4 separate regions of the Mus musculus genome follow, and regions 1, 2 and 4 are each linked to region 3. Evidence: chromatin loops called from intact Hi-C (ENCODE). Cell type or tissue: heart. All regions are shown on one strand.

Region 1 (2,500 bases), 180 kb after region 3:
CTCTGTAATCTTGAAGAGTATAAATGATAGCTTGCAGGAGATGTTAAATGCAAGTATGGCAATTGGAGTTAGGATTCCCAGGTCCAAAGTAAAAATACCAGGTGAGTGTGCTGGGTGGGATGCCTTTAATTCCATCTCTAGAAGGTGGATCCCCAGAGCAGGTTGGCTAGTGACATTACCCGCATCAGGAAGCTCTGGGTTTAGCTGGTATGCCCTGTCTGTCTCGTGAATACGAGGGAAAAGCAATGATAACCCTGGGTCTCCTCCTGGACACACAAGCATACATGTGCTCACATGCATGCGAGCACACAGACACATACTCGAGCACAACACACACACACACACACACACACACACAGGACAATGGAAAAGAAAAAGAGTGTAATGATTTTAAGTTGAAAATTGTGAAGGTAAATGAGAGTTCATAGATGAACTTGCTTGGAGCTGCTTGGAAGTTTATAGTGTGTTCATAATGCCTATGTGTAAATCAGTACTATGGAAAAGTGTGATTACAGTAGTTCTCAACCCTCCTATCAATGTCAGCCTAGTGGACCAAAAAATAATTACATCTCCAGATGCTTGATCCGAAGATCTGAGAAGACATCTAGAAATCTATTGTTTTGGAAATTTCTTTTTTAAATATATATTTCATACAAGGAGAATCAAAGACAAGATATTATTTATTACAAAGAAATTCAGCAGATAAAAACTATTTCCCAGTTCACGGAACGAGAGGAAGTGCTAACAGCATATTATCTAGTCCAGGCTACCCTCTCCTATGTCATGGATTAGTCTTGTGAGGATTCTATGCCTCAGGGTAGGGGAATGCCAGGGCCAGCAAGTGGGAGTGAGTGGGTTGGGGAGCGGTGGGGGGGAGGGTATAGGGGATTTTCGGAGAGGAAAGTAGGAAAAGGGATAGCATTTGAAATGTAAATGAAGAAAACATCTAATAAAAACAAAACAAACCAGACCTTTTTTTGATTGACAGCACACATTTAATAATTGTTGGCGTGCAGTAGGTGATCAATAGATAATGATAAATTTAAAATTAGTGTAAGTGGTTCTTGGTGGTTAGGTAATTTATCCAATTGTTCTGAGCCTTATGCTGCCACTAGGTGGCGACTGTCCAACTGTTCTTGTGCGTCCCACCGTAGCTCAGGCTTTGGTTGGGATGGTAAGAAGTGACACAGTGCCCCCTAGCGCCCACTGACAATAATGTCTAGATTTATTAGATAAATCTTGATTTACAATATATAGTCATATGAACTTCAAATCATGTATGCATTATTGATACACACATAATATTGTGTACATATTATAAATTTTGTTAGTCATGTTTTACAGATGAGAAACATTGGTCCAAAAGACCAAATAGTGATCTGTGGGAGCTGAGCCTGGCAATGGTTTATGTCCCATTTATCATGTGGCCAACAGCTGTACATGAGAACACCTATTCTATTTATATCCTAACTGGGATTCTCTAAGGTGTGTGTGTGTGTGTGTGTGTGTGTGTGTGTGTGTGTACGTGTGTGTGCATGTGAGAGAAAAGCAGTGCGAGACAAAAGAAGGCTGGGTTTGGAGCCATAAAATGAAACATCACGAATATCAAAAACAAACTCATGATGATGGTTTAACAGTCCATCAATTGATCATCAGATGAGCAGCTGGGATAGGGGTACTAATTGGATACTTCAGTGAGATATTCAAGATCCTTTCAGGGAAAGTAGTCAAAACATAATGCCATCAGATTCTAAATGTCTCCATTGGTGGTTGTTGCTTTTAGGGTGTCATTTTGCTGTTAGCAGTGGCTTGTGAGAAAGCTGTGACATACGCCTGTGAAGGGATCAGTGAACATCCATTGTGCAGCCCAGGAGCTCCTAGCAGGGATGTCAGAGAATTTCCATCTCATGTGCCAACTCTAATTGATTGGCGGTGGCTCTTTGGAGAAATAGACTGCATTGAGAAGGAATTGATGGGACTCTGGAACTTTGTAGGAGTGTGTCATTAATTCATTAGTAATATCCGCCGCAAGGACTAGATCATAAAGTTTTTCAGACAGGGGCTGGTTTATGTCTGTTGTATTTACTGCTATGCCCCAGGATGTAGATGGCAGCCTACTCATCAATATTTTTTGGAGGAACATATGCCGAAGGAAAGGAGATGATGTCATAGAAGTCAAGTGAATGCCATTTTTATTTGCAGGATACCTCCAGGAGCAATGAGTGGGTTTGCCTCATCTCTAGGGAGTTGTTTGCTATCTCCATTGCGTGCTTCCATGATGAAAGGAGGATCCAGGAGGTTGGGGTGTTATTTCAGGGAGCCCCAACTGTGAGTTCCCACCTGAGCCCGGTGCTTTCGACACTGACACCGTGATTGATTTTCGCTGCTCGGTTGCAGGCTTTCTTCGTTATGTGGGTTCGCCCTCCTCTCTGGACCATCCACTTATATCCTTAGAGTGTAAACCGATGACTTTTCTCTAACTCACAGCCAGGTCTGATCC
Region 2 (2,500 bases), 56 kb after region 3:
TCCATGTTTGTCACTTATAGACTGTGCAGTTAGTGCTCACTGGTGAGGCCGTATTAACTACTCTTTGCACAGCGCTGACAGAGTTAGATTCAGAATATTGGTTTTGATTCTGGGGCCTTAGATTTTGATTGAGTGAATCTTTATGGATTAAGAAAAAAAAAAGCAAGCTGGGTGTAGCATGCAACCCTTTAATCCCAGCACTGGGAGGGAAAGGCACATAGATCTCTAAGTCTGAGGGCAGCCTGGTCTACAAGGTGAGTTCCAGGGCAGCCAGGGCTACAGAGTGAGACCCTGTCTTGAACCCTGTTCCACACCCTCCCCCTGACCCCCCAAAAAGAGAGAAAAACAGTAAGAATGACTAGAACAGCGCAGACTTTTCCTCCTTTACTGTAAGCTTTTTTTTAAATGACGTGTATTCTAAAGTGTCCTGTAAAAATGAATTTGCAACACTCACATAATTTAAAAGCAAAGACGCCATCTTTGAATGTTAGATTATTATAAATATATGCAGACGATGGTCTATGAAAGACTTATCTGTGAAGAAGAAGAGAAAGCTAATCCCCAGAGTGCCCTCCAATTTAAATGAGTTGAACAAAATGTACTTTGGTGCAAGACAGGCATGATCTCAGGGTGTGAAGATGTTTCATGCAGAACAAATAGAGCTGGCCTTCTGTTTCTTTTGGTTGTAGGTAGGGCCAGTGTGATAGGAAGAGCACTATTCCATCTCCGCATTAGAAGACCTAAGAACTAGTCCACGCATTTCATTTTCTAAGACCACAACCCTGGCATTTACTCTTTAAACTCACACAACAGGATTAATTCTGCTTGTTTAGTGTGGCTTATCCACATGGGGTTAAAAGAACAACATCAAAGTTAAATGTTAAACCTTGGATGTGCTGTATCAGTCAGTTTCAACTCCACTTCTTGAGGTAGTTAAAACCAACTATGTACAGGAAATATTGTATATGGTGTATGGTATAGGGTACAGCTATAAAAGTCAGCCAATGGTCCTATGCTGGCCTCTGGTGGATGGACTAAATACTAGTGTTCACATAACCATAAAATTCTACCTCAGAAAACCTTGACATGGGAATTCTATCTTATATTTCCACAAAAATTTCCTGGGAGGTTCTTATTAAAATGCATATTTCAGGATTCTTTCTTTAAATTCTGATTGACTAGTATCATTGTGCAACCTAGGAACCTTGACTTTCAGAATAGCTTTAAAAGTATGCCTTAAATGAATTGGAGGTGTGTATATGTGTGTATGTCTTCATGATTGTGTGTATATTCATGTGTATATATGTCTGTGTAAGGAAATGGGTAAAGGGAAATACATGGATGTTTTAAAAAATGTGCAAATTGGTACAAATTGAATTTTATAAGAGTAAATTTATAGCTTTCATAAAGTTTTGACATACTAAAACAAGGAAACAATAATTTGTTTTGCTATATATATATATATCTTTGTTTAATGTTATCATTTTATATTATCTTAAAGACTGGAAGAACGTAGTGAATTATGGGAATAGCTTTGCTGTGACCCTGGTGATCTCTGATAAAGAGACTAAGATAGAACAGCCTACAGAGCTTAGAGTGGCCTTTGGTTTGGTTACACATACATTCTGTCTCAAGTCTTAGTGCCCCTGTCCATGACCCAAACTACTGTACCACAGGAAAATGTCCTTGCCCGGAGAACTGTGTTCTTTGTGGGCATTTTACCATTACAGGCTTTTAAGGGATAATCATAAAATAAAGAGACATATAATAAGATAAAACAAAAACTAACACATCAGATTTGGGTAAAATGAACAAACAAGCAAACAGACAGATGGAAAAGAGACCAAGAGAAGACACAAGAATCAGAGACCCACTGTTCACACTCTGAGCTTCACTTTTATTAACACTGAAATATATGTAGTAATTTCTATTGAATAGCTGTATCAGTATTAAATATTACACACATATACTATACATATATGTTTATTTATACTTATGATGCCCAAATTATAAAGGCACAACTTACTGTTTTCCTTCATTTATATATTTGAAAATTTTATTGTAATAATTTTATAAAACTGATATCATATTATCCATAATCTCTTTGAACTTGCTTTTTAAAATAGAATGTTATGAATATCTTTCCTTGGAAATTAATATTATTATTTAACAGTGTTGGATGGCTGCACAGTATTCAGTTGTGTAACTATACTGTAATTTGTTTTACTATTGTCATTTTGCTAAGTGTTGTTCATATAAGTGAACAAAAATTATAAAAATTAATGCCTACAGAAAATTGCGTTCTAGAATGGAGAAATAGATCCTAAACAATGAATATAATACCATCTATTCAAAGATGGGAACTTTGGGCAGTGGGAACAGAGAGGGAGCAGTGGCTCAGGAGGGAGCATGTTGAAATTCTTTATTAATGAGGGCTGGCAGCCATGGAAGATGAGATTGGAAAGAGATTAGAAAGAGCAAGGGGTTAATCTGGACATTA
Region 3 (2,500 bases):
GAAAGAAGTTCATTTCCTCTCACAGTTCTAGAGGCACAGGAGGTCTTGCTAAAAGAGTTCTGAAGTGGTGCAGAGCATGGGAGAGAACATGTGGGTCAACGTGTTTCTCTATCAGGTCTCTCTTCCTCAAGGATTCTGTCATGACCTCTGCTCTAATGACTGTAGCTTATCCCAATCATTCCCCAAGTCCTCATCTCCAGATGTCCTCTTACAGTCCCACAAGGAGGAGTTGATTTAGATAGGAAACCTTAGGGGCCATTCAAGTAACACACATCTGCATGTGTTAATGACATCATTGTTTGTCCCCATTGGTGACTGACTTTGGAGTGAGGAGAGTGCTGGGGGTGGGGGTGGGGGTGAGGAGGGGAGAGACTCAGAGAAGCCTGAAGAAATCCATGGTCACCGAGTGGCTGCAGATAAAGAGCTGTGAATTGACATAAGTAAAAATCAGTAGAATTCAGACGGTCTAAACCATCTGTTATAATGAAATAAAATATTAAGTCTGCATGTGTCCTCATTTGGAATATCTCCATATTTTGGAACTATCACTATATGCCTCATGAAATGCCTTGGGAGCCATTTTATTCTTACCTCATTCCTGAGGATGGCTTTGAGTACGACCTACAACTCTGTGCATGGAACAAAGGGCTTTCCACTTGTGTCTTGTCATCATTCAAATGTTTGCACATTTGCGCTTTCTGATTTTTAAGCGAAGGCTGCTCCTCAAACATGAAGAGCATCTCATTCAATTGCTCTTCAATCTCAGAGCATCAACGGCTCTGAGAACTTTAGAGCAATTCAATCCTACAGTGACCGTTGAACTCACTGTCCAATGCCCAGCAGCTAAATGGAATGGTGGCAAAGAGATACCCTTCTGTTGTTGGGTTTGGACAGGAATGCTTGTCACCAGATTTAAAAAGTTGTCTAGAAGAGACTTGTGCCCTGCCCATCACTTTTCAGGGTCCAGCATCTTCAACGAAGGAAGATAGAGTTGTTACATCTTTACTTGTTTGGGGAATTAGCAGGAGGCATCCACAAGGTGGGTGGTAGTGGGGTAGGTGGGTGGAAGGGTGGAGGGCAGTCGCTAGTACGATGCTAGATTTCCATGTTGAACCCTTGACGTCGGTGGAACACTGACTTTAACTAGGGTGTGAACTTTTGGGCAGATAACTTTGACCTTGTAAGATTTTACTGCTATTTCCTATGGGGATGAGCGGGAGGATCCCTGGAGTGGCAAGCCATGGTGGAAGGGGTAGGTAGAGGTTTAGAGGTGGAAACGAAGGGAGGGACGAGAATAGAACACACAATTTCTTCATAATCAGTTCAGTAATTTGTTTTGTTTTTGTTTTTGTTTTTGTTTTTGTTTTTTCCTGAGGGCTGGTTCTGACTCCTCAAGGATCGGTCCTTTTGGCCACATGGTGGCGCTAGTTGTTTAGAAAACAAGCTGGACGCTGTCAGGAAACCAGCTGTAGCACTCCTGAATGTACCGAAAATGAGCTGTAGTTGACGTTTAGAGTAATTAATAACGCATTAGGAAATTTACTAACAGGGATAATCCACACTGAGTTAATTAGAAAGCAATTTTAAGGCCGGGGAAGTGGGGGTGGGGGGAGAGAAATGAATGAGTGGAGACACTGCCTCTCCAGGGTTCGCGCAGCGTGCAAATTAGCACAATCACCCAAGGCATTAATCTAGCAACGACCTGTTTAGGTTCCGACCCATCAGCAACGCAACTCTTGGCCCAAGCTAGTCAAGATGGTGTAGGGGTGGGAGGGGGTAGGGACTGCTGCTCACTGTTGCGGAAAGAATCTTGTCCTGGGTTTTCTCTCTCTCTCTCTCTCTCTCTCTCTCTCTCTCTCTCTCTCCTGTGACATTGCACGGAGGCACTTTGTCCTTCAGGAACTGTTTCGTACCTTCAACATGCACCCTCAGGACCTGATAACCTCTAAGTCCCCCTTTCGTTTTGGCATTTGATGATGTTAGAAGACAAGGCTTTCTTGAGTTGGAGATGTATAGATACATGCTTACGTATGTAATCACAATGCCCAGCAAACAGCATCTGCTGGGTTATGATAAGAGTGGAAAATGTGGCATTTACCTACTCAGACCCTGGCTGCAGGAGGAGATTCTGATTGGTATCTGCAACTAGAGCTCACTGCTGTCTGGGAAGAAATTGAATTTGAAAAGGTCTTTTAAAAGGGCCTTTGGGAAGTCACAGGAAATAAGCGCAGGCGGGCAGTTGCTAAGGAGGTTTTGGGACTTGGATGGACAGGTAGGGAGGAAGAACAGCAGGAAGGCATGCTTGGGGAAGCCCAGAGAGCAAAGGACCTGGGAGCATTTCAGCCTCTCCATAGTTAATCACTCAGCCAAACGGCTATGATGCAGGCTGGAACCTGGCATTACGTGGTCCAGACTCTACCTGGCCCTTTTCATTTTTTTGCCTCCTGAAAAAGTTGGCCAACACCTGTCAGCATGTTCCATTTTTCATTTGCTTGGAACA
Region 4 (2,500 bases), 130 kb after region 3:
CATGTCTCCTACTCTGTTTCCCATACTGCACTGGTGACACTTGGGATAGGAGAGGAAAAACATAAAAACTTTTTTCTCCAAGGATCCTCCTATGCAGAATAGATCTCTCTCTCTCTCTCTCTCTCTCTCTCTCTCTCTCTCTTTCTCTCTCTCTCTCTCTCATCTTTGTATTTGTCTTTTCCTCTGGACTTTGAACAAAATGGTTGCCAGGGACATTGGTACTTTATTATCTTTTATCCAGTACTAGGAATTCAGCCTACTGACTTGTGCATGCTAGGCAAGCATTCTATCACTTGGCCAAACCATCCCACCTCTTTTTGCCTTTTTTTTTTCCTTAACGGCAGAGCACCACTAAGCTGCCCAGGGAAGCCTTGAACTCAGGATCCCCCTGTTGTAGACACTTGAGTAGCTTATCAATTTATCACCCTTATCTGAAACACATAACAGAATGATTGACATACATGCTTAAGTTTTTTCACTGGTTGATTGAATAACCATAAGCGATTGTAACCCAGAAAGTACACTGATGCAGGCATGCAGAACGTTCTTTGCAGATATGTATGTTTACTGATAAATGATGACTCACTTAAAAACCTCACATTAAAAAAATAATGTCATAAATGGCCTGTGAAGTTCTTTGATAGTCACAGTAATTATGTTATACAGTGCTGTACAGCCCTAAAGACATGGGAGATGTAAAAGAACAACACATCTCCAGCTAGAGTGATTATTGCTAGACTTTTCTGAATTGTACCATCTTCCCTTTCTTTCTTTAATGACCAGGATAGGACTTAGTTCCTGATGAGCTTTTTAGGGGCTGGGGTGGGGTGAGACTTTCAGAATCAGAACACAGGAGTCCAGGGTACCACAAGTGGGCAGTGTCTAGGACTCAAGAGTAGCATGGAAGGTGATTAACCTGGAGTTCTATAGCAGCCATTACCCAGAAAGGAAGTGTGCATGTGAATGCATGAGTCGGTGCACCCATGGATTCATAAATGCATGTACAAGTTTGGGTAGTGCATGTGTGTGTGTGTGTGTAGTGCATGTGTGTATGTCTCCGTGTTAACAGAATGCACTGTAGAAGAGGTGAAAATGGGAGCCTGTGGTTCGCCTGGTTACCTAGGTACTATTTTGCTGCCCAAATCTTGTGTGTATCTGTAAGTAGGCCTTCCTTCTTCTACTGATGTACTTCTTAAATTGAAAATATGAAGTCTGAATATATAAGTGGCCTGGGGAGATGAGCATCTATTTTGGTGGCATTTTCTTCCTGGACTACTTTCAGAAGAGAACCACATGGTGGCACTGTTGCACCATATCTCACAAGCCCTTTGCCCACTGCCTGATTCCAGGTAAATTCAATTGCTGGGCAATAAATTGGGAGATGATGTTGGTTTAACCAGTGAACATTATGCTCATTTTTGGTACCACTGATTATGTTTTTCCATGATAGAATACATTTCTACCCCTTGTTAGAACACTTGTGTAATCCCTGTAACAAACACGGACACAGTTTGAAATCAGGTTGCATAGGCCTGGCTTTTCCCAACACTGCACTAATTGGTTTTGTTCCATACAGCCAACATCTGCTTGAGAAGAGTACCTAGTGTTGTCATACAAGAAGCTACCCACCCAGAAATAAGGAAACTGTCAAAAGCCCACTCAACGTGACTTTGCCAAGGTGGGTTCCCAAACGAACCTTGTGACTTACACTGGTAGATTGATTCTCTTGGAGAAACCTCCCTTTGCCAATATGAATTTCTGCCTACAGATATTGTTTGGGGCTGTGAAGTGTTCTTCCATAAATGCTATTGTCTGGGATCTTTTCTCTATTAGGAGTCCACCTCTGACAACACGCTTGGCCTTCCGTCCTTTGGTTTCTGATCATGTTGGTAAGGAGACTGAACTGAAATAGATTGGTGCATTGGAGTACCACGGGGGCTGGCACCTTCCCAAGGATGATGGGCTCAGAGCAGATGCTGAGTGCCACTCAGTGGTTCTGAAGACAAGGTTATGGGTATTAAAGCTGTTCTAACTGTGAAGGAGGTGGCTCTCTGTAGGGAGTCTATGGGACACACGCCACTACCAGAGCTTCTCAGAGTTTATCAGAATTAGTCAGAGGGCTTGCTGGAACAGATCCCTGGGCCTGAGGCTCCAGCTTGCAATTCTGTACTGCAGAGTTATGGCTGAGAGTGAGCACTGATAACCATATCCAGTCACGCGGGGACACCCATGAAAGCTCATATATACGGCCCTTTCCTCTATATGGAATGTAAAAAAACCCGCTGATTTGTGGAATGAGGATTTATATCACGGTTCAGCCGTGAGGATTCAAACACAGGTCCCATTTGTAAGAGGCTGGTTATTTAAGAGGCCAAACATCTAAATTCACAACCGTCTGTAAGTCCTGTTCCTGGGGATCTGCTCATCTGGCATCCCTGTGTGCTAAGCACAGACACGCACACAGGCAAAACACTCATACATGTAACATCCCTGTGTGCTA

The links. Hi-C counts contacts between places; a loop is a spot of excess contacts. Peaks named below come from ENCODE experiments on the same cell type or tissue, not always from the same donor. Only the 100,000 strongest peaks of a DNase experiment are listed, where the experiment ranks them.
Region 1: it touches region 3 in a loop (12-fold over the local background); 31 of 42 quality-filtered maps call a loop at or near these places.
Region 2: it touches region 3 in a loop (6-fold over the local background); 15 of 42 quality-filtered maps call a loop at or near these places.
Region 4: it touches region 3 in a loop (10-fold over the local background); 10 of 42 quality-filtered maps call a loop at or near these places.

What each region holds. Positions count from the first base shown.
Region 1 is chr2:101,471,599-101,474,098 of GRCm38, reverse strand. No RefSeq gene overlaps it. Among named protein-coding and RNA genes, the nearest start is that of Gm39886, 15 kb to the right of the region's middle. In heart, a CTCF peak has its summit at 1,151; a DNase peak (open chromatin) is centred at 1,148; H3K27me3 peaks cover 269 bases.
Region 2 is chr2:101,595,893-101,598,392 of GRCm38, reverse strand. All of the region lies in intron 2 of Iftap (intraflagellar transport associated protein), which reads left to right. Among named protein-coding and RNA genes, the nearest start is that of Rag2, 28 kb to the left of the region's middle. In heart, a CTCF peak has its summit at 1,034 (motif pointing left); no DNase peak of the experiment used is centred here.
Region 3 is chr2:101,651,976-101,654,475 of GRCm38, reverse strand. No RefSeq gene overlaps it. Among named protein-coding and RNA genes, the nearest start is that of Rag1, 3.7 kb to the right of the region's middle. In heart, a CTCF peak has its summit at 1,416 (motif pointing right); no DNase peak of the experiment used is centred here; H3K4me3 peaks cover 575 bases; H3K27ac peaks cover 286 bases; H3K27me3 peaks cover 243 bases.
Region 4 is chr2:101,524,736-101,527,235 of GRCm38, reverse strand. No RefSeq gene overlaps it. Among named protein-coding and RNA genes, the nearest start is that of Gm39887, 32 kb to the left of the region's middle. In heart, a CTCF peak has its summit at 1,292 (motif pointing right); no DNase peak of the experiment used is centred here.